Regions from separate parts of the Homo sapiens genome. Here region 1 is linked to region 2. Evidence: read pairs that join two places in POLR2A ChIA-PET (ENCODE). Cell type or tissue: GM12878. All regions are shown on one strand.

Region 1 (8,000 bases), 86 kb after region 2:
GCCTGCAGACAGGAGAGAGAAAACGAACAAAGGCAGGCAGGGTCCGAGCCTGAGGAACACCTGCCTTCAGTGCCAGTTGGGAGGGGGAGTTGGGAGGAGAAGGAAGGAGAGCCAGCATCAGTCCTCGGAGCTTCCCTCCCTGCCTTGCCTGTGGCCTCCAAGATCTTTTTGTGGATGAGGGTGACAGCTTTCAGAGAACAGCTGTAGGGGCAGGGAGGGACTGCAAAATAAGAACGAGGGATGAGGAAGAACATCTTCCGACGTTCTTGTCAACTGCCTGTCTTGGGTTCTGAGTAAAAGTATGGGCCGTGCTTACGTGCAGAATCACACTTCTTCATGCTCCTTCCCCTTCCCTCCCGACCTCTGAGCCCTCCTCTGCCTCCACTGCTGCAGAGGTCACAGGCTGGAAACCTAGAAAGCAGTCCACAACCCTCAGGCCTGATTCACTTTCCCCACATAGATACTTAAACATTTTGAATTTGTTATCAGTTTTTTAAAAATGTAAGATTTCAAAAACAGCAATGACAATTGGATTTTCAGCTTGGAAAATTGGAAGGTATGACAGAGCTGCCCCCACAGCCCCATGTGGTGACAGGAGGTGAAATGAACCATTGCACTGTCCAGTTGCCGCCCTTTCCACCACGCCCTGCAGATCTCCAGCACCAAGATAAAAGCTGGTTGCCACGTATCATTTGTTTGCACATGGTTTCTACACTTTTATGTAACCTGGGTTATCATCCAGCAGTCACAGCCTCTGCAGAGCAGCCCAGCAAAAGCAGAGACTTGCTTGGCTGGAGGAAACTTAGCAAGATTGATATTAGGTACACAAACACTACAAGCCAGGAGGTGAGGTGACACCATTTTTTAAAAACAACATTATTGAGGCTTCATTGACACACCATGAAATGCACCCACTGGACGGAGAGAGTTCAATAAGTTTTGACTTCTTGTGTGACCCTCACTGCAATCAAGTGATCTAACATTTCCATCACCTGAAAATGTCCCTCTGTTATCTTCCCAGTCAACACCCTCCTCTCTCCCATCCCCAGCCCCTGGTAACTACTGGTCTGCTTTTTGTCAGAGGCTACATTGTGAGTCAAAAGGTTAGCTGGAAAAGCTGTAAGCAGAAGGGTTCACTGCAGAGTGAACAAACAGACCAGCAAGTGTGGGCCAGGGAAGAAGTCTGCAGGCCTGCAACGGCTGGGGATGCCTGGAAGTGCTCCTGCAAGTCATTGGATTGTTCACCAAAGGATACACAAACAAGGAGTTATTTTTATGGAGGCTTTAAGAGAGCATTCTAGACTGTTTAAAAAAAAGATGAGAGTAATGCTCTAAGCATAGAGAACCACTGGAAATTATCAAGGCTAGGTGCACTGGCTCATCCCTGTCATGCCAGCACTTTGGGAGGCCAAGGTGGGAGGATCGCTTGAGCCCAGGAGTTCCAGACCAGTCTGGGCCACATAGCGAGACCCCATCTCTACAGTTTTTTTTTTTTTTTAATTAGCCAGGCATGGTGGCATGCACCTATAGTCTCAGCTACTTGGGAGGCTGAGGCGGGAGGATTGCTTGAGCCTGAGAAGTTGAGGCTGCAGTCAGCCATGATTGCGTAACTGCACTCCAGCCTGGGTGACAGAGCCAGACCCTGTCACAGAAAAAAAAAAAAAGAAACAAAAAAAAAAAAAAAAGGGGAGGGGAGGGAAAAGGGAATCATCTAATTGTGTGTGTTAATTTTAAGTAGTAAATTAGGCATCCAAGACCGCATATCCCCATCTTCATGTGGGCATTGTGTGTGTTTGAGTGACTCCACAGGCACAAGGACTGGGTAGCTGTCCTGTGCCCAAGAACACTGAACAGAGACAAGTACTTTTCCACAGGATAACATCGCTCATGGTCCACATCAAGAAAGAGAGGTCTTTCAGCCCTCTCTTGTTTCCATGGCATCCAAGAGCCCTTAGTAAGTATGAGAATTTTTTTTTTTTTGAAATAGTCTCACTCTGTTGCCCAGGCTGGAAGGCAGTGGCATGATCTTGGCTCACTGCAACCTCCATCTCTTGGGTTCAAGCAATTCTCCTGCCTCAGCCTCCCAAGTAGCTGGGATTACAGGCCTGTGCCACCACACCCAGCTAATTTTTGTATTTTTAGTAGAGACAGGTTTTTGCCATGTTGGCTAGGCTGGTCTCGATCTCCTGACCTCAGGTGATCTGCTCAAGTATGAGAATTTTTATTAATAAAAGTGCAGGCTTGCAATTAAGATTGTCAGTCAGATGAACATTTTACCTTAAAAAGGTCCCATCTAGCACGTGTGTTTTTTTGTCTTGGAAAGCAATGTTCATGCAGCCCCAGCCAGTCAGCTCTCAAAAGCCTTCTTCTGAATGAGGAGAGTCCAGACATCTTGGTGCTAGAGCTAGTGTCTAGAACTGTAAGACATCTCCTGAGTTCAGCTGTAACAAATAAGGCAAATGCTAACATCACATAGCTCCTATAAGGCAAATAGGCAGAGTTTAGAAACTCCAGGAACCTAAAATATTTTAACGTGAGAGAAGATGTCAATGGGTAGGTTCTAGTAGGATATAAGCTGATCTATTATGTTAAGCTGCAAGTTAGAGGGTATCTGGCCAATAGTGAGTCAACAAAAGGAACATTTACTACAGTGACTTTGGAGGTTGGTGGTCCCACCTCAACAGGGTCAAGGACGCAGGCCCTTTACATCCTGCTGCTCTGCTGTCCTTAGCTTGTTTGCTTTCTTCCTCAAGTTTGTAACCTCATGGCCCCAATATGGCTGCTGTAGCTCCAAGTATCACATCCTTCCATAGAAAGTTCCAGATTAGAAGTAGGAGCGCAGCTCCTTACACATCTATTTTTTTAATGAGATAGAGAAAAATCTTTCCCAGAGGCCCCCAGCAGACTTATTTCCCTTTGTTGGCTGGAATTGGGTCACACTTCCATCTTAGGACCAGTCACCAGTAAAGGCGGTCAACAGCATCATGATTAGTGCCAATCACAATTTGACCCTTGAGACTGGGGGATCTGCAACAGGGGATGATTGATTGGGTTATCTCACTATACTCTTCTTTTAATTTTAATTTTAATTTTAATTTTCTTTGAGAAAGTGTCTCACTTTATCACTCAGGCTGGAGTGCAGTGGCCTGATCATGGCTCACTGCAGCCTCGACCTCCCAAAGTTCAGGTGATCCTCCTACCTCAGCCCCCCAAGTAGCTGGGACTACAGGTATGCACCAACATACTCCTCTAATTTTTGTATTTTTAGTAGAGACAGGGTTTAGCCATGTTGCCCAGGCTGGTCTGGAACTCCTGGGCTCAAGCTATCCACCTGCCTCAGACTCCCAAAGTGCTGGCATTATGGGCATGAGCCACCATATCCAGCCACTATATTCTTCTAAATCCATTAAAAGCACCCTCTCCTCAAAAAATATTTCCGTATCCCATTTCCTCTTTCACAACATTTTCTCTCTGCTAGCTCCACCCTGGCTCCCATGGGAGGTGAGCTCTGCCCTTCCCCACTTCTACCAGTGTTGATCAGCTTTCTTCTTCTTCTTCTTCTTTTTTTTTTTTTTTTTTTTTTGAGATGGAGTTTTCTCTCTTGTTGCCCAGGCTGGAGAGCAGTGCTGCAATCTCAGCTCACTGTAACTTTGCAACCTCACAACCTCTGCTTACCAGGTTCAAGCGATTCTCCTGCCTCAGCCTCCTGAGTAGCTGGGATTACAGGCACACGCCACCATGCCCGGCTAATTTTTGTATTTTTAGTAGAGACGGGGTTTCACCATGCTGGCCAGGCTGGTCTTGAGCTTCTGACCTCAGGTGATCTGCCTGCCTCAGCCTCCCAAAGTGCTGGGATTACAGGTGTGAGCCACCGCACCCAGCCATGTTGATCAGCTTTCATTCCTTCTATCCCATCTTTTCTCTGGAATGTGATCCCAGCAACATTTTCCCAGAACACAGGCTGCTGCTTTGATATTTTGATTTGCCTCCATATGAATGGCTTTTCAGAACTGGCCTCAGAGGAAAGTCAGAAGGCTTCCCACAGATGTTAATGAAGTTTTGGGAACCACAACCACCAGTATCTCTTGGGGACTTTTTACTGTTGTTTTCTAAACCAGAAGAGTCATGTCCTCAGAGAGGAAGGTCAAAAGTTGAGCACCTTCTCACACTATTCTCCCCCAATAAAAACCTCTGTCTCCTACTTGTAATTCCCAGAAACGGTGGTCTCACTTTTCTTCCAGGTGTCTTTGAGCTTTTATCGATGCTCAGCTTCATTTTTTTGGAAGAGTCCCGCAACTTATTTTGTAGACTCCCAGGCTTCTTGCTCTCCTTGTCTGGTCTTTGTTTCCCTTCTGATGTAGGGCAGATGAGCCCTAAATAGGGGTTTAGCCTGGGAAGGTTCTTGGCTTTGCCCAGAACCCAGAATTTATTTATTTAATTTTTAAATTTTTATTTTTTTTTTGAGATGGTGTGTCACTCTGTCACCCAGACTGGAGCGCAGTGGTGTAATTTTAGCTCACTACAACCTCCGCCTCCTGGGTTCAAGCAATTATCCTGCCTCAGCCTCCTGAGTAGCTGGGATTACACGTGCGGGCCACTACGCCTGGCTAAATTTTGTATTTTTTAGTAGGGACTGGGTTTCACCAAGTTGCCCAGGCTGGTCTCGAACTCCTGATCACAAATGATCTGCCTGCCTCAGCCTCCCAAAGTGCTGGGATTACAGGTGTGAGCCACTGCACCCAGCTCACCCAGGAAAGAATTTAAAGGCTAGCCAGTGGTAGAAGAAAGTGGTTTTATTAAAGTGATGGTGGTATAGTTCTGGCAGTGCAACAGCTCTGTGACTGCCCCTGCAGAGCAGGGCTACCCCATAGCAATGTGCTAAGAGTAGCCGCTTAGGGCAGTTTTGCATTCATATTTATATCTATTTTTCATTACATGCAGATTAAGGGGCGGTTAATGCCCAAAGTTTTAGAAAAAGGGTGGTAATTACCAGCTGTTGCTATGACCATGGTAAACTGACAGGGGACACTGGTGGGCATGTCCTATGGGAAGTCGCTTAAGCTCCGTCCTTGTTTCCCTGTTTTAGCTAGTCCTCAATTTGGTCCAGTGTCTGAGCCCCACCTCCAAAGTCAAGTCCAGCCTCCTACCTCCCTTCCACCTCCGCCGGCCCTGACCAGGTCTATGTCTGCCCCCTCCCAGCTGAACCCAGTTGAAGCCGGCTGACGGATCCTGTCTTGCAGCACAGCTTCCCATGCCCCACCAGGCATATGCACAGCCTGAGAGGCCACTTACTGCACTCTCTAGTGGATACATGTTTAACTCATAAAAAGGCACTGGCATCCTGTCTCCCAGTGGGGAATTCCTGCTCTCTCTCCTGTCTGCCACTGCCACTGGTTTACTGAGTAGTCTGAGCGTACTGGGCTCAAGCCTGCAATGGTCTCACTGCCTTCCATGGGATGGATTGAACCATCTTTGTCAGTTTCTTAGGTGGCTTCCAAAGGTTTCTGGTCACGCTTGGTGATTTATACATTTCTTTCTTTTCTTTTCCTTTCTTTCTCTCTTTCTTTCTCTCTCTTTCCCTTCCTTCCTTCCTTCCTTTCTTTCTTTTTTCTTTCCTCTCTTTCCTTTTTCTTTTTTTTCTTTCAGGGTCTTGCTCTGTTACCCAGGCTGGAGTGCAGTGGTACAATCACGGCTCACTGTAGCCTCGACCTCCTCCTGGGCTCAAGCGATCTTCCCGCACTCTTGGTGATTTACTCATTTCTTTTCTTTTCTTTTCTTCCTTTCCTTTCCTTTCTTTCCTCTTTCTTTCTTTCTCTTTCTTTCTTTCTTTCTTTCTTTCTTTCTTTCTTTCTTTCTTTCTTTCTTTCCTTCTTTCCTTTTCTTTCTTTCTCTCTTTCTTTCTTCCTTTCTTCTTTCCTTTTTTTTTTTTTTTCAGGGTCTTGCTCTGTTACCCAGGCTGGAGTGCAGTGGTACAATCACGGCTCACTGTAGCCTCGACCTCCTGGGTTCAAGCGATCTTCCTGCCTCAGCCTCATGAGCAGCTGGGACTATGGGCACATGCCACTATGCCCGACTAACTTTTTTTCTTAGATTACGGAGTCTTGCTTCAAGCAGTCCTCCCACTTCAGCCTCTCAAGGCACTGAGATTACAGGCGTGAGTCATCGCACCCAACCAACACTGGGTGATTTAAAATTTCTTGTTTCCTCTCACTCCCCTGTAAGCTGAGACTTGACCTATGGCCTCAGGAAGCTGTAGCCGAGATGGGTTGAATCTTCCCTTCCTCTTGTCCTTCTGGGTTGACCTGCCCTTGGTTTCGGTGAAGGAGGATCTCTCCTTCTAAAAAAGTTTCTCTTGTAAACCTTTAAAAACTTGTTTTGCTAATTAACAAAAGGATATTGCTAAGAAACCTTGTTCTCAAAAGTCAAAGATAGTCAGAAACTTAGCTGCATGAGATCATGAGTAAGAAAGGAACATATACTTCTGCTTAGAGGATCAGAGTCTCTGACACAGAGATGCAACCTTGATTTTCAACCCACCAGAGCTTCAGATAAGGAGTTTTCCAATACGAAGTTCTACCTTTATCTTTGCTTGGTATTTTCCAGAGAAACAGGACCTTGAGTAATCTTCCTGGCCTCCATCTAACACTGGCCTCTTTCCACACATCCCTGCTTTGTGTTGAGCCTATCACACACCTCTTCATCTAAATTCACGCTACTCTTAGCTCAAATTCGATGATAACTGGGTCTCTTCTCTTGTACGAGACCTCACACTTCTTCCGTAGTGTGATCTCCATTCCTGCAGCAAGGTCCTCAGCCTAATTTTGTTGGGCTACAGTTCTGTGAGACAGGCTCTATCAGTATATTAGATGGGACCATTTCTGCAGCTCAGACATTCTCAGCAGCAGCAATGTTGATCCCAAATAGGTGAAAACTAGTTCTTGGGGAACAACAACAACAAAAAATCTCACAATGGTTTGTGGCTTTCTTTTCCTTCTTTTCTTTCTTTCTTTCTTTCTCTCTCTTTCTTTCCTTCTTTCTCTCTTTCTTTCTTTCTCTCTCTTTCCTTCTTTCTTTCTTTCCTTCCTTCTTTCTTTCTCTCTCTCTCTCTTTCCTTCTTTCTCTCTTTCTTTCTCTCTTTCTTTCTTTCCTTCCTTCTTTCTTTCTTTCTCTCTCTCTCTTTCTTTCCTTCTTTCTCTCTTTCTTTCTTTCTCTCTTTCCTTCCTTCTTTCTTTTCCTTCCTTCCTTCCTTCCTTCCTTCCTTCCTTCCTTCCTTCCTTCCTTCCTTCCTTCCTTCCTTCTGTTTTTTGAGACAGAGTCTCACTCTGTCACCCAGGCTGGAGTGCAGTGGTGTAATCTCGGCTCACTGCAACCTCTGCCTCCTGGCCTCAAGTGATTGTCCTGCCTCAGCCTCCCAAGAAGCTGGGTTTACAGGTGCATGCTGCCATATGCGGCTAATATTTGTACTTTTAGTAGAGACAAAGTTTCACCATGTTGGCCAGGCTGGTCTCAAACTCCTGACCTCAAGTGATTCTCTTGCCTCGGCATCCCAAAGTGCTGGGATTATAGGCATGAGCCACTGCGCCCAGCCAGTTTCTGTCTTTGTAAAGGGCCACAACACATAAACCGACAGTGTGTTGGTTGCACTGAAATTGCATAAGCAGGCAGAGGAATGTGCTGTGTAGGAAAGATGTATATCCAAAGAGGCTTCTGAAGGGGACAAGGATGTAAAAAGTTGAAGAGATCCTGCATTAGCTAAGATCGAGGAGCATCGGGTGCCCACTGTGAGTCACCTGCCCAATCATTGACTCCAAGTATCGTAATCTATACTTTTCAAGAAGTCTTCTTTACTGGGGAGAGGATGCACTCACACAGATACTCACTGTGCTTTGCATTTACTTCTGTTCCTTATCACAGCCTGTTTGCATTTGTCCTGCTCAGACAGCCTCATCTGACTGGGCCAGGTGACCACAGGTGACACACAGATGGAGAACAGCAGAGTG
Region 2 (8,000 bases):
TGCAGTGAGCCGAGATCATGCCATTGCACTCCAGCCTGGGTGACAAGAGTGAAACTACGTCTCAAAAAAAGAAAAAAAGAAAAAAAGAAACAAAAACCTAAGCAAAATAACCAAAGTAGATGAGTTATCCTGGAACTTACATTCAAGAGGGGAAGACAGACAATTAGCAGGCAAACAAACAATAACAATAAAGAGGAAATACTTGGGGCTAATAACGGTGGGTGAAATCCATGAATCTCCTTTTGCTGCCTCCTGAAATCACACTGTAGTGACAGTAAAGAGATCTTTTAGAAAGGAGTCCCCGTAAGTACAGGGAGAACATAAGAGGATACAATACCACCAAAATTTTGCCAGCTGGACAGCAGATGAATGAATGGTAACTGGTGACTGACTTAGCAGACCTGTGAAAGTTGGATCATAAGCCAATAGTGGGAAAAACCAAGATTCAATGAAGTTTCTACTGTAGAATCCACATAAAGCTCATGAACTAGTGGCAACAGGTTCCTCTGGAAATGGGACAAAGGACAAGCTAACATAAGGAAAATAGGCTGAAAATCTTATTATTCTTAGAGACAGCATCTTGCTTTGTTGCCCAGGCTGGAGTGCAGTGGTGTGATCATAGCTCACTGCAGCCTTGACCTCCTGGGCTAAGTGATCCTCCTGCCTCAGCCTCCCGAGTAGCTGGGACTGCTGAGTAGGCAGGCACCACTATGCCACCATGCCAGGCTATTTAAAATTTTTTTTTTTTTGGCCAGGCACAGTGGCTCACGCCTGTAATCCCAGCACTTTGGGAGGCCGAGGCAGGCAGATCACCTGAGGTTGGGAGTTGGAGACCAGCCTGACCAACATGGAGAAACCCCATCTCTACTAAAAATACAAAATTAGCTGGGCATGGTGGTGCATGCCTGTAATCCCAGCTACTTGGGAGGTTAAGGCAGGAGATCGCTTGAACCCGGGAGGCGGAGGTTGCGGTGAGCCGAGATCGCGTCGTCATTGCCCTCCATCCTGGGCAACAAGAGCAAAACTCCCTCTCAAAAAAAAAAAAAATTTTTTTTTTTTTTTAGATACAGGGTCTCACTATGTTGCCCAGACTAGTATGGATCTCCTGGGCTCAAGCAATCCTTCAGCTTTGGCCTCCCAAAGTGCTGAGATTACAGGTGTGAGCCATGGCACTCAACCATTCTTTTCTGGTTTAGACATCATGTCATAGTGCCTTTATATACGTTTTATGTATCTAAAAAAAAGTAGTCCCTTCCCTTCTCTTCAATGTGAGCAGACAACCAAGAATTACCATATATATGATGACAACTTCTAACATAAAATATAGCAACTGACACCAAAAAAGGCATCTTAGAGCAGGGAGATGAAGATTCCTCAGAGAAATCAGAGTGGACATTGCAATCATGAAACAAGGTCAGCATGCTAAGAAGGAATAAAAATGTGCTCAGAAATGAAAAGTGATAGCAAAAATGAAAAATAGAAGGGCTGGAAGATAAGAAAATCTCACAGAAAGTAAAGCAAAACAATGGGGAGAGAAAAAATGGGAAAAAAGGGAAAATTAGAGGGCCGTGTAAGAGGTGCAGTGTCCCCCAAATAACAAGGATTCCAGAAGGAGAGAAGAGAGAAAATGAAGGCAAGGAAACCATCACAAAGTGTTTCAAGAGAATCTTCCCAAATGGAAGGAAATTATTTTGTAGACTGGAAGAGTCCATTGAATGCCCAATGGATGGAATTTTAGATACCTTGTGAGAAAGGTAAGGATCCTGCAGGCTTCCAGAGAGAAAAAGACAGGCCATGGACAAAGGATAGGAGTCAGGATGTCTTGGGAATTTTCAGCCAGACTGGACGCTAGAAGGCAATGCGGCAATGCCTTTCAAGTTCTGAAGAAGAATGATTGCCAACCCAGAATATTCCATACATAGCCCAATATCAACTACACATGAGAGTGGGATAAAGACATTTTCTGACATGCGGGATTTCAAAGCATTTACTTTCTAAAGAAGCTGCGTCAGGGTTGGGCATGGTGGCTCATGCCTGTAATCCCAGCAATTTGGGAGGCCGAGGCAGAAGGATGACTTGAGCCCAGGAGTTTGAGACCAGCCCTGGGCAGGATAGTGAGACCCTCCCCTTTCTATAAACGAACAAACAAAATAGCCAGGTGTGGTGACACCTGTGATCCCAATGCTTTTAGGGGATTGGGCAGGAGGATTGTCTGGGCCCAGGAGATGGAGGCCGCAGTGAGCCATGATTGTACCACCACACTCCAGCCTGGGCAACAGAGCGAGACTCTGTCTCCAAAAAAGTTAATAAATAATAAAATAAGTAAATGTGGGCTATGATGAGGTTTCTCTTCAAATAGCCGATCAATCCTTTATTCTTTAATTCATAGTATCCCCCCACCCCCTTTTCCTTTTGCTCCTTCTTTTTCCTTTCTGCCTTTGTTCCATGCCCAGACACGCCACAGTACCAGGCGTTATTAGTACCAGCTCACGTTCTTTTCCTTATTTGGAAAGAAGACTAGCTCTCTAGCTCACTGCAGACACCCCTTCCCCTTTCCCCTCTCTCCCTTACGTGCCCACCTTATCTAAAGAAAGTTCAAATGTTTAGCCAACTGGGACTAGTTTAGATTGTATGGCCCGACTCCGGCCAATGGGGAAAGGGTACAGGGGCAGGACTTGCATTAGGAATAAAGGCTCTCGTGCCCCTTTGTTCAGGTGTGCTCTCATGGCAACTGGCCAAGGAGAAGCACCCCTCTGCGCAAGTAAAATTGCTTGGCTAAGAATCCTTTGTTTGAGTGTTCAGTTTCCTTAGGATTTGGAGCGTTATTCCCAGCAGTAAATAAAGAAGCTGCTTAAGGATGTAAACCAAGGAAGAGGAAGACAAGAGCAGAGAAGCAAAGAGGCTTTCCACTTAAGAGCTTCAGGTGTGAGCTGGCTGGGCACGGTGGCTCAATGCCTGTAATCCCAGCACTTTGGGAGGCCGAGGTGGGTGGATCACATGGGGCCAGGAGTTCAAGACCAACATGGTGAAACCCCGTCTCTACTAAAAATACAAGAAAAATTAGCTGGGCATGAAGGCACGCACCTGTAATCCCAGCTACTCGGGAAGCTGAGGCAACAGAATTGCTTGAACCCAGGAGGCAGAGGTTGCAGTGAGCCAAGATCAAACCACTGCACTCCAGCCTGGGCAACAGAGCGAGACTCCATCTAAAAGAAAAAAAAAAGAGCTTCAAGCATGAGCTATACACCTGGCATAAACCACCACCCAGGCAGACTGGAACAGGTCAGAAAGTTCCAAGACACATTTCTTCAGGGAGATGAAATCTGTATCCTCCTAAAACCCCTGAAGTTCTTGAGAGGAGACAAGAACATTGACAAAGAGTTTGGGGTTGAATTCGTGGTAAACATGTAGACTAAACACATGAAAAAATAAGGTGATTATTAATTCCAGGGGTTTTGGGAGGAAAGTTGTGCAGGATAAAAAAGGAACTGGCTGGGCGCGGTGGCTCACACCTGTAATCCCAGCACTTTGGGAGGCCGAGGCAGGCGGATCACCAGGTCAGAAGATCGAGACCATCCTGGCTAACACAGTGAAACTCAGTCTCTACTAAAAATAAAAATTATTCAGGCTAGGTGGCGGGCACCTGTAATCCCAGCTACTCGGGAGGCTTAGGCAGGGAGAATTGCTTGAACCTGGGAGGTGGAAGTTGCAGTGAGCTGAGATCGTGCCACTGCACTCCAGCCTGGGTGACAGAGTGAGATTCTGTCTCAAGAAAAAAAAAAAAAGGAGCTGTTATTTACTACAGAGCTCCAATGTCATTAACATCGATGTAGTCACGATTATGCAAACACTGAATATTTTCTAACATAGTGACAATGGGAGCAGATCGGGAAGACAGGGCGGGAAGGGTGTTGTACATATTGGGAAAAGAATAAGAGCATAATCTTCATCTGCCACAGAATAATTTAACAGATGAAACCTTATATTGAGAAATGAAGAAATACAGTAAAATAAGCAAGCCCCTTAAAGGCATGGAGGGATAAATATTTTGCTGACAAGAGGTAGCAGCAGCTGCCTCCAGGAAGCGGTAAGTGACTGTGGTGGAGAGAGAGGGGAAGGAAGTTGTTTTTCACAGTCAACCATTTGATGCATTAAGGGATGTGCAAGTCTAACGGATAAAAATAACAAGTAGACAAAAATAGATGCTATCAGCTAATGATACACCCAGCGAAGTCAGCAACTAGGTATTATGTGAATGTGTCAAAAGGGAAGCCACTTAGGAGTGGTGGAGGGGGAAGTCCTTTGAGGAAATAAAATTTGAGTCACAGGCAGCCTCAAAGAGGGGAAATTCAGCTGGATGAGTACCTGGGGAACGAGGGCTCCACGAAAAGGGAACCACAAGGAGAAGGAGCTTAGTGAGCTGTCGGTAACAAAAAAGGAAGAGTGAAGGGAGCTGGAGGAGGGCTTGGAGGAAGGGAGTAGGGATGAGCTGGGTTGGGTGAGAGCCAAGTGCTAGATGCATCAGGGGCCTTGCTGGCTTTGGGGAAGGCATGGGATTTTACTCTGAGGATCATGAGAAGTATCTGGAGGCCTTCGAGCAGAAGAATGGAATTACAGTTTTAAAACATTTCCATGGTTAAACATGTATTTGGCATCTCCAGTGCGAGACACTTTTCTAAGTGCTTTGGAGGTACAATATGAAATTCGTTTCATCCTCATAATAACATGATGATGTAGGTGCTGTTAGCCCTATTTTTTTCTTCTTTTATTTCTTACTTATATATTTTTTGGGTCAGGGTCTCACTCTGTCATTCAGGCTGGAGTACAGTGGCTCACTGCAGCCTCCACCTCCTGGGTTCCAACAGTCCTCCCTCCTCAGCCTCCCAAGTAGCTGGGACTACAGGTGTGTGCCACCATGCCTGGCTAATTTATTTTATTTAATAATTTCATTTTTTTCTTTTTCTTTTTTAAAATCAACTATATTTATTTATTTATTTATTTATTTATTTATTTATTTATTTATTTATTTATTTAGAGATGGGGTCTTACTCTGTTGCCCAGGCTGGTCTCAAACACCTGGTCTCAAGTGATCCTTCTACCTTGGCCTCCCAAGGTGTTAGGATTACAGGTGTGAGCCACTGCACCTGGCCTTTTTTTTTTTTTAAATCTTGTGAGAGGCCAGGCTCAGTGGCTCACGCCTGTAATCCCAGCACTTTGGGAGGCTGAGGCGGGTGGATCACTTGAGGTCAGGAATTCAAGACCAACCTGGCCAACATGGTGAAAGCCCGTCTCTACTAAAAATACAAAAATTAGCTGGGAGTGGTGGCGCATGCCTGTAATCCCAGCTACTTAGGAGGGCGAGGCACAAGAATTGCTTGAACCGGGGAGACGGAGGTTGCAGTGAGCTGAGATGATGCCACTCTACTCCAGCCTGGGCGACAGAGCGAGACTCCGTCTCAAAGAAAAAAAAAAAATTCTCGTGAGAAAACGAAAGCGCAGCAAGGTTGAGTTGCACAGCGCTAGGACAGGATTCAAACTCAGTACACCCTGCTGCCCCTTCCTGGAGAGCCCTCAGCTTGTCCCCTAGAGGACCAGGACTAAATTCACTGCTTCTCAACCCTCACTCTACTTCACAAGCAACTGGAGAGCTTTAGAAAATACAATGCCCAAACACACCGGCAGTTTTGGAAACTCCTCCAGTGGCTTTGGAGCGCAGCCAGGGTTGAGAAGTGGACGCAGGCTGGAGGCCTGCTCGCATCCCCCGAGCTCTATGCTTCTGTCCTCACACCTTCATTTCTGTTGCAGGCCAGTGGACCCGGGACAACATGGGACGGCTCTTGGTGACTCCTTGGCCTCCCATCACTTTCTTGGAGCCCAGGCCCCTTCTTCTCCCCAGCCACGACTCCTCCTAGAAGCCAGGTTTCTTGCTGGTCTCTACTCTGCTCTCAGCACCAGGCATCTTACCCCACCCCCGATGCCTTTCCTTTCTCAGAACCTCGATGGAGGTCAGTCTCCATCACTCTCCCCAACTTTCTATACCAAACAACTGCACACCGCATGAGTCACGATTCCTGCCCTCTTTTCTCTTCCTCAGTGAAGTAAAGATTGAGAGAGAGTGTGCCTGTGGTTTTGAGAGGGAGTCGGGAATCGTGGAGGAGGGGCCAGAACACCATCTCACTGAGGACTTGCGTGTGTCACTTTGCCACTTTGCCACTTTGCATCGCTGAGCCTCAGCTTTTCTTGTTGTTAAGTAGGGAGAGGATATCTGTTGCGCTTCTTCTTTTTTTTTTTTTTTTGATTTGGAGTCTCTCTCTGTTGCAAGACTGGAGTACAGTGGTGCGATCTCATCTTACTGCAACCTCTGCCTCCCGGGTTCAAGTGATTCTCCTGCCCCTGAGTAGCTGGGATTATAGGTGTGTGCCACCACGCCTGGCTAATTTTTTTGTATTTTTAGTAGAGACGGGGTTTTACCATGTTGGTCAGGCTGGTCTTGAACTCCTGACCTCGTGATCCGCCCGCCTCAGCCTCCCAAAGTGCTGGGATTACAGGCGTGAGCCACCGCGCCCGGCCTGTTGTGCTTCTTAAAAGCCTTTGAGACTCCCTGGGATCTGACACTTGCTGGCTTTTCAGCTGTCACTAAGCTGCAGCCACCCTGGCGTTTCTTTTCCCGGCACAAATTCAGCCTGTTCAGGCCTCGCACAGGCCTGGAGCCCCTTGCTTGGGACATTATTCCCCCAGTTCTTGGCATACAAGATTCCTCCTTGCCATTCTAGTCCCAGCTCAAATATCACCTTTGCATGGCCTTCTCAAGCTCAAGCTGTGTGTTCAAAAGTAACCACCTACTCCCTTCCTGGGAGTCATGTTCTATCCCAGCTCGGTTCTATCGTCTTCACAGCACGTAGCACCAGTGCAAAGGATCCTGCTTATGGGTCTTGCTCTCCCTGTCTGCCCAGCAATGGGAGCTGCTTGAGGGCAGGAATCTTACCCTTTTTGTTCACTGCTGTATCCTTAGCACCTAAAACAGGGCCTGACACATGGTAGGCCTCCATAAATGTTGGCGGATGAATGAAGGCTACGCCGTGGAAACTCAAATGGTGTAATGTTTGCCATGGCACTTTAGAAATTCTCAACTGCAGCCCACATGGGTGAGCTTTTTATTTAAAATAGCTAGATTTGGGAGCAGTGTGTTTACTTTCCTAACTCTGTTTTCTCGAGGCTGGTCGTAGCTCGGACTGACAGATGGCAGAGGACAATGTTTGGGGAGAGGGAACCGGGGTTAGTATGTAGCTTGGACAACCCCTCCTCGGGTAAGCTGCTGGTGGCCAGCTGGCCGTGGCCAGCGTTTGCAGAGTTGGCTCCCCTCCCGCACTGCTTGACCTCGCATCTACTTTCCCAGACCTTTGAAACTTTGCCAAGTGGGTTACTGGATGACCGCTTCTGAAGGCTTAGAGATCTTTGGCCCAATTTCCTGATGGGATGTGCAATTTGTAGATGAGAAATGTCCTCATTTCCTGTGATTAGAGATAAATAATGAAAAGGAAAAAAAAAAGTGGGGCAAAAGCACTTATCCACAGGAGGCAGGGCAAGGCGAAAAGAAGAACTAGCACAGACCCCGCGCTGAGAGGCAGGACGTTTAAGGGAGTGAGGCTGGAATCATGGCTGTGTGTTTCCTCCAGACCCTCTCCATGCCCACTGCCCCCATCCCTCCTTTTCCAACCATAGTATTCATCACCAAGCCACACTGCACCTGAGCTCTGGTTGTGCGGACTGATGAGAAGTTCTGAGGAAGGGGCCCAGGAGCATCTTTTCCAGAAAGGGGAAGTGAAATAATGCCAGGTTCCCTTTTCGTGCTGCTCAGGCCCCCAGGTTGGGCCAGGTCAGATCCCTCCACCCCTGTTTCCTGGTAGCGGCACTAGGCTGCCGTCTGTGTTATTCATTAACCAGGCACTAATATTTCTGTTTACCCATCTGTCATCCTGCTTTGGGGCAGGGGGTTCAGA

The links. Peaks named below come from ENCODE experiments on the same cell type or tissue, not always from the same donor. Only the 100,000 strongest peaks of a DNase experiment are listed, where the experiment ranks them.
Region 1: POLR2A ChIA-PET joins it to region 2 with 16 read pairs; 3 of 35 experiments call an interaction of 5 or more read pairs at or near these places.

Annotation. Positions count from the first base shown.
Region 1 is chr19:35,373,329-35,381,328 of GRCh38, reverse strand. No RefSeq gene overlaps it. Among named protein-coding and RNA genes, the nearest start is that of GPR42, 6.3 kb to the right of the region's middle. RefSeq lists a cis regulatory region at 388-1,017. In GM12878, no CTCF peak of the experiment used is centred here; DNase peaks (open chromatin) are centred at 3,588, 4,078 and 6,218; H3K27ac peaks cover 2,733 bases.
Region 2 is chr19:35,458,974-35,466,973 of GRCh38, reverse strand. No RefSeq gene overlaps it. Among named protein-coding and RNA genes, the nearest start is that of FFAR2, 15 kb to the right of the region's middle. RefSeq lists an enhancer at 6,416-6,535 and a silencer at 7,959-8,000. In GM12878, a CTCF peak has its summit at 4,090; DNase peaks (open chromatin) are centred at 4,203, 6,153 and 7,903; H3K4me3 peaks cover 846 bases; H3K27ac peaks cover 4,525 bases.